2 separate regions of the Homo sapiens genome follow, and region 2 is linked to region 1. A link is an interaction called in ENCODE POLR2A ChIA-PET data of the cell type or tissue named here. Cell type or tissue: MCF 10A. All regions are shown on one strand.

Region 1 (4,000 bases):
AGAGGCAACACATATTTTGCTTGGATGGATAATAACACTCACATATAGGAGTGGGACATGAAATATTATTAAGCAAAGCCAGGATATTTCTGAAAAAGAAATTTTAGTCTTCCCACAACATGAAATCAGATCTAAATGCTACCATTTGCTATCATTGCAAATGAAAGAGAAAATACCAAATATCCCCATTAAAAGACCAATTTAATGACAAACTTAGCAATGATGACTACCCATTGACATGATGGTTTCTAGTGAATAACTTCTTGTGTTTATAATACGTGAAATAGTTGTGCAAAAGACTCACCATTGCATCCATAGAATTATCTGTGCACTAGAGACGTAATGGATATTCAATCTATATGTCTTTCATTAATTAGGAAAACAAAATTATCTCATGAGATTTTGAACAAAATATACAGCTAGATCAGTCTACGCACTGAAAATTGTACAGCTAGAAGCATCAGCAGAATGTCTCACATCAAGTAAATTATTAACAATAGGTGTTTATTTGGGAATAAGTTTGTATATTTCTTAAATGAATAACCAAAGTATGTTATTAATTTCCTACTATGTGCACACAGGGCTAGTGGCTACAGAAAAATATATGGCTCAATTCCTTTAGGTAAGGGACTTTAAATCTAGTTGGTGAAACACATATTAAAAGAAAGAGCACTAGCCCATAAGGCATGTCTTAATAAAGTGACAAATGAATAAAATTGACAATCAGTGAACCATTACATGCTGTGTTGAATTCATTCTCCATGAAAATTCAACATGAAAGAGGCCAAGAAGCCTGGATTCCAGTCTTGCTTGTGACATTTCCTAGCAAGAATGTACATTATTTTATTTAACAGTGTTCCACTTGTTTATTTTACTGGAGTGTATACTCTTCAGTTCTTGAGAAGTCTGAGATAATTATCACATCACCACTAACAACTAGTAGTGTTCTTTTGAGCCCTAGGTTTCTGTGGAAGAGCTTCTGTGGAAAAAGTTCAACAGATGTTGACCTCAACTTGCATGTTAAGTGTTTTGGGGAAAATATTTTAAATATCGTAATACTTAAAACACTCCAGAAAGCTCTATGCCAGATGTTAACACATTGGAAACTATCAATGCATTAACTTGTGTTTCCAGTTTGACTTGCTTTTTATGGGCCTCACATTAAAGGCTTCTTCTGCAAGAGTATCCTGAGATTACATAGTAACCTGTTAAAGACTTCCCATTTGCAACTAGTTTTCTGAGTAAATTAGGATCTTTTTTGATAGTGTGTAAATACAAAAGAAATACTAAACTAAATTAGATGCTAAGGATTATGTGAAATCACAAGTGTCATAGTAAGCTCTCATTCCAAGTTTTTGTATTAATCAAAACAACCTTAGTTTCATTTATTGACTATATACTGAGGAAATTTATTCAATTTGAACTTATAAGGTTATTTTATGAATAAAATATCGTTTCTATGTAGTAAAATTCCATTTACATTTTTATTTAAGAGGAATTACTTCTGCAAAAAAAAACGCTAGAAATAACTTGAAATGTACATTCCGAAACAAATAGTATATGATTCTCCACACAAAACTTAGCTTGATAACAAAAGCATAAAACAGTTACCTTGTTTCCTGAGATTTTATAAAATCACACACTACACACACCATATATAAGGCAACTACCAGAATCTGCTTACTAGTTAAAAATACTTGCTCTTCCCACTTGGTTTTGCACAACACCTGCAATTTAATCAGGATGTTTTTGGGTGTGCCTGTACTTCCCTGTCAACATTTCAGTTTTGGGCAAACGCCAACCTGTAAGAGATTTTCATCTGGAGACTGTTTCCCTTCTTGCAACATCAGTTGTACTGTTGCCAAAAACATCACCCTACTAAGGGAACATCCCCTTTTATTCACTCCCATCCATTTCTGGACTCAAATAATAAACACTTAGTCCTGCATCTGAATGAAGCTTTTTTTTTTTGCCTTTTCTTCACCTAAAACAATTCTCACTAACCTCAGGGGGTCAATCTTTTTCAACATGTTCTTAATACCCCAAGTACTAAGCTACTCTGTTTTTTGTTTGTTTTTTGTCTTTTTGCTTTTGTTTCATTTTTTTTGTCAAAAAGGCTCATAATATTTGGGGCTGCAAACTATTCATCATCCTGAGAGAATTCAGCTCTCTAATTCTGCACAGGAGTAGAACAGGCATTTCTGTTTCTACCCATTGTGGTATTTTAAAATATTAACCTCAAAAGATGCTCCATATCATACGTTATCAAGGAAATTCAAACTGAAACAATGAGATACCACTACACACCTTTGAGAATGAACAAAACCCAGAACTAACAACATCAAACGCTGACTAGGATGTGAAGCACAAGGACCCATTTATTGCTGGTAGGAATGCAAAATAGTACAGCTACTATGGAAGACAATTTGGCAGCTTTTTAAAAACTGAACACTCTTAACATATGATCCAGCAATCCTGCTCCTTGGTATTTACCAAAGAAATGGAAAACTTAGGTCCACACAAAAACCTGCACACAGATGTTTATAACAGCCTAATTCATAATTGCTAAAATTTGGAAGCAACTGAGATGTCCATCAGCAGATGAATGTATAAATAAACTGAGGCACATCCAGAAAATGGACTATTACTCAGTGCTAAAGAGAAATGAGCTATCAAGCCTTGAAAAGACATGGAGAAAGCTTAAATGCTTGTATACTAAGTGAAAGAAGCCAAACTGAAAAGTTACATACTATATGACTCCAACTATAGGATATTCTGCAAAAGGCAAAAATATAGAAACAGTAAGATGATCAATGGTTGCCAGGGGTTAGAAGGGAGGGAAGGAGGAATAGCCAGAGCACAGGGGGTTTTCATGACAATGAAAATACTCTGTATGATACTATATGGTGAATTCATGTCATTATACATTTGTCCAGACTCGTAGAATATACATCACCATGAGTGAACCCTAATGCAAATTATGGATTTGAGGTGATTATATTGTGTCAGTGCAGGCTTATCAACTGTAACAAATGTAACATCCTGATAGGAGATTTTAATAGTGGTGGAGGCTATGCATGTGTAGGGGTGGGGAGTATACAGGAAATCTCTATACCTTCCTCTCAATTTTGCTGTGAATCTAAAATTACTCTAAAAAATAGTCTTTTAAAAAATGCTAATCTCCTCAGTACCTATATACCAACACAGAGCTTTGTCCTTTTTTACAAGGTAGACACCCTTTGTTAAGCGTGATCAAACCTGTGAGCCAATTTCCTAGAAAAAATGTAATGCTAGGGGAGACTGTTCTGATTACCAAACAATGACTCAGTGTGTTAAAAGGGCAAACCTAAACTGAAAAAATCCTGTTGAAGACAGGCATGGTTTCCTGAGAAAGAAGATTATGAACAAGTAAGCTATATTTATCTAGATCTGGGTCTGCATTCTGTTAGAAATACTTTTGTTTTTCATCACTATTGCATTTTTAATATTCCAGCAAACTGTGATTGCTTAAATTGCTCAAAGATGTTAAATATTTATACTTTTGTGGAAGTCTTAAGATCAAGAAGAAAATGCACCTAATAGAAACAATCTGCTGGAGTGGTCAATAGGCCTGTTTAGACTGTGGCGGATGACATTATTCAAGCTGGCGAGTTATTTAGACTTGGATATTTTAAAGAGTAGAAATACTAAATAGCTAAATTCTATCACACTCAATAATTATTTGTATAATATTGAAGATATGATATTAGAATATTTTCTTTCAAAAAACTATGCTGAGTCTGTTCTGCTATGTGCCAGTTCATTGCATATGTACAGTAAAAAATTAGAAGTTTACCTTCAAATATCTAAAAAAAAAGTAATAATAAATTAGATAATTCCTAAGACTAAAGAACAAAACGAAAACTTTTATTTTCACTGTGGCCTTCAATATACTTCCCCATACATATAAACTTTTCTTCCTAGCTCATTACACACAAGCCACTCTGAGCTTCTTTCAGTT
Region 2 (4,000 bases), 63 kb before region 1:
TGGTTCCCTACTCTTCTCCTCGGCAGATTTCCCCCAGCATCTGATCTTGCTGCCCATCCCTTATATTCATCAGTTCTTCTCTTCTTCTCTCATAGAGCAGTGGTCCCATTAACATGGTAAGAAACTGTTTATTTGCTTAAACAGGCAAAACAGGAGAGGAAAGCTGCACTTCCCTTTCCCTTCCTAACCATGTCTAAATACTGGCTGCCCTTAGTACAATTCTAAAATGGGGAGGGGGAAACAACCAGAGATATAGGTAAATTTAAAGATCCTTTCCCCTTGACTTCCTCTGGTTTCATCTTCAGAGTAATAAAACCAACCATAAAAACTAGTATTTATTAGGCCAGGTGCAGTGGCTCACACCTGAAATCCCAGCACTTTGAGAGGCCGAGGCGGGCGAATCACGAGGTCAGGACTTCGAGACCAGCCTGGACAACATGGTGAAACCCTGTCTCTACTAAAAATACAGAAAATTAGCTGGACATAGTGGCGGGCACCTGTAATCCCAGCTACTCGGGAGGCTGAGGCAGGAGAATCGCTTGAACCCAGGAGGCAGAGGTTGCAGTGAGCCAAGATTGCACTACTGCACTCCAGCCCCTGTGACAGAGTGAGACTCCTGCTCAAAACAAAATAAAACAAAACAAAAACTAGTATTTATTGAGCACTTACTAAGTGTCAGGCTCTGTGTGAGGTACTTTGTATTTATCATATTTAAGAACCCCAACAACCTTGTAAAGTAGAGAGTATTATTATCTTCACTGGGTAGAAAGGATACAGAAGTCCACAGAAGAAAAATAACTTTCCATGTTGCATAGCCAGTAAGTTTGGCTAAGTTAGCCACATCTGAACCAGCCCCTGTTCCTCAACTCTTCTCTAACTCGATAATGTTGTGGGAAGAAAATATGGAGCAAAATAAACACTCTTTTATCTGACACTTATATATTTGTGTTTATGACATTAAAACCTAAAAGATTTTACACATTTCACTGCTCAACACAGTAATCACTGTTTTAGCCATGAAGTACACCCATATTTTGAACCCACTGCAGGACAGAAAATATCGTCTCTTAGTGACACGGGAGCACATATCTGGAGTTGTGCCAAAATACTACTGGTTCCCAAAATGCTCTTGGCCACATAAATGCAGAGAAAGAAAAGCATAGATGGGACTATGATATTTTACCTCAGCCACATTTTGTGGGATTCTATGAACTTCAGGCTGTGTGATCTTGAGCATGTCACTTCATTTCTCTCCGTATATCTCCGCTGCCTCAGTGGTTAAACAGTGGTAATAATGGCACTTACCTAGTATGTTTCTGAAACTATTAAATAGTACCTATATAGTGATCAGAACAGCAGCTGGCCATTTCAAGTGCCATATGAGAATTCTCACCGTCCTTAGATCCTTCATCATTCCGGGTGACAAAGTTCAAATCTACTTTTATTCCAACATCTCAAACTGGATTCCAGTTTGGGGAGTGGTTTGGAGATCCAATTTTGGGGGGTCTTCAAAAACTTTTAGAAGTTTTATTTTCAGACCTACTCGCTTTTCAAAGACAGTGGGATATATGTTTCTGATCCACTGAAAAGAGTATTTGTTTGGCTTAATTTCTCTCTCCTCCTGCTAAAAGCCACTCACTACTCAAGGTCTACTATGAATCTTTTAGGAAAATAAATACTTCTTAAAGGCTTTTCCTTCGAAGCAGACCATGGTGTTTTGACCAAGTACAAATCTTCATCAGTATATCCATGTTTCTGAAGCTGGCCTCCTGTGGCTAAACGAGCTTTGCTCCCACATCTTAAGTTTCTCTACAATTGACTCACTGGGAGCTGGGCTAACCTGTCCTAGCCTCCCTCACTTCAGCCAAATAAAAACATTCCTGGTTCTCACCTGTGCAGTCTAGACCAGCCCTGCTGCCCTGCTGCCCTGCTGTAGTGGACTCCTGCCAAACTTTTGCTGAAGAAAACCTCAGAAACAGGAACAGGAAGCCTATTCAGGGATCAAGTTTCCTTGATATAGATCTGTCCTCTGTACTGCCTGCCTGATCCCTCATCGACCTTTTATTCTCCCACTCCTTGTGGCCTTATCTTCACTCTAACTCATTGACTTTGGGTGTCCTTGAACCAACTTTCTCTAATGGCAGTAGATTTCTTGTCTTCCAGGGCTCAGCCAGCTTTGTGACTAACCCCAGCCTGCCCCAACTGCCTGCTACCTTAGCTTGCTTTTGGCTTTGCAGTTTTCCTTGGCTACAAGCCCAAAGTAGTGACGTCATTCACCTGTACCCCCAGGGCTGACATATCCCAACCTTTTCCCTTTATGTCCCTGTGAAATGCCCTGGCATCCTAGTTGAAGGAATCTCACTAAATAAAAAGGGTCAGAAAGAATTTTTTTACACTACCAGGATGTGAACGATATGATACGGCATTGCAAAGCCAGAGAAAACACATTCAGAGGGTCCTGTTTATTCTTCACAGGGGTAATCTTGCTGTATTGGAGTTTCTAAAACCAAAGCATGCAGTTTTCAAATATTATTTTGAAGAAAATAACTCAGATAATCTGTGTCCATTAGTAGATCTTTTCATCTAGTTATAGGACCTCTATATATAAGATGAAAGGACAACAAACCACTTGTAATCCAGAGATTTGCATTCATATCATTTTTATACTACTGGCTGTGTGACTTTGGGCAAGTCCTCTAATTCTTCCAAACCTCAATTTTTCACATATATAATATTGGGTCCAAAAACACCACTAAACTATAGTTTTTTGAGATTATGGGATGTGTCTTATTTTTATGAGACTCTTCCCCAAAATGTGGCCTAGAGAAAATGCTCCAAATTATTGATTTCATCAGACTGATAAAAGAATCAAATAAGCTGAAGTATGCATAATCACTTTGAAAATTATAAAGCACCATATAAATATTTTTATTATTATGAATGCATTGTGTGCCAAAACATTTTATAGAATTCAGAACATATTTCCCCAAAAACCCATGGTGCAATTCCCTATCCTTCAGATCACAAATTAGATGTTACCTGAAACATTTGTTTCCCCTCCTGCGTGCCTTCATCAGGCTTGTCCGGTCCCGCTTCTTGTATCTTTTTGTCTGAGCTCCCCACTAGATTGTAAAATCCTTGAGAACAGAGCCATATGGCCTATGTCTGGGTCATTGTACATATTAATACTATATATAGCAATTAGTACATGCCAGTCTTCATCTTAAGTGCTTTACCTATAAATATTAACTCATGTAATCCTCACAAAATTCTATAACATGGAAATTACTCTTACACCCATTTTATAAATGTGGAAACGGAGGCATGGAGAAGTTAAGTGACCTTCTGAAGCACACATAGCCAGTGAGTGACAGAGCTGGGATTTGGACCCAGATAGACTAATTCCAGGGTCCATGCTGTTAACTACCATATTAGAGTGCCTTGGTTGGTTGGGTAGGTGGGTGGGGAAGATATTCCATGTACCATTTGTCCTTTGTTATCTCTACTTCCAGACAAGACAATAATGTGAAAAAGCAAAGCTGAGGTTTTATACCCCACCATAAATAAGCTACCCAAAGGATTCTGGTGAGCTTGGAAATTACAGCTTTTAAGCCAAAATGACTCCTATCAACAAAGACACATTCACTTCTCCAGCCTGCCCACTTACACAATTTCCACTCTCCTCCCTCTCCCTCCTTCCCCCGTCCCCCAACAAACACATTGACTATGCACTGGATACACTGTCAGTCTGGTCAATTAATTTTGCTATGTACTTCTCCCGTACGTATCTCACTCCATCCTATGATTTCAAATGTCCTCCAAAAAACATTATCTTTCATACTTTTGTCCAATTTAAATCTCTATATTGAACTGCACACTAGACATTTTTACTTGGATATTTTACAGGACAGGCCTCATATTCAATGGATATTCAATTCAACATATCCAAGTCAGGACAAATGAGCTTCCCCTTCAAGTGTGTTTTTTCTAAGGGTAAATA

The links. Peaks named below come from ENCODE experiments on the same cell type or tissue, not always from the same donor. Only the 100,000 strongest peaks of a DNase experiment are listed, where the experiment ranks them.
Region 2: POLR2A ChIA-PET joins it to region 1 with 8 read pairs; 1 of 35 experiments calls an interaction of 5 or more read pairs at or near these places.

What each region holds. Positions count from the first base shown.
Region 1 is chr12:89,178,391-89,182,390 of GRCh38, forward strand. No RefSeq gene overlaps it. Among named protein-coding and RNA genes, the nearest start is that of LINC02458, 160 kb to the left of the region's middle. In MCF 10A, no CTCF peak of the experiment used is centred here; DNase peaks (open chromatin) are centred at 1,811 and 3,301.
Region 2 is chr12:89,115,662-89,119,661 of GRCh38, forward strand. No RefSeq gene overlaps it. Among named protein-coding and RNA genes, the nearest start is that of LINC02458, 98 kb to the left of the region's middle. In MCF 10A, no CTCF peak of the experiment used is centred here; DNase peaks (open chromatin) are centred at 1,920 and 2,240.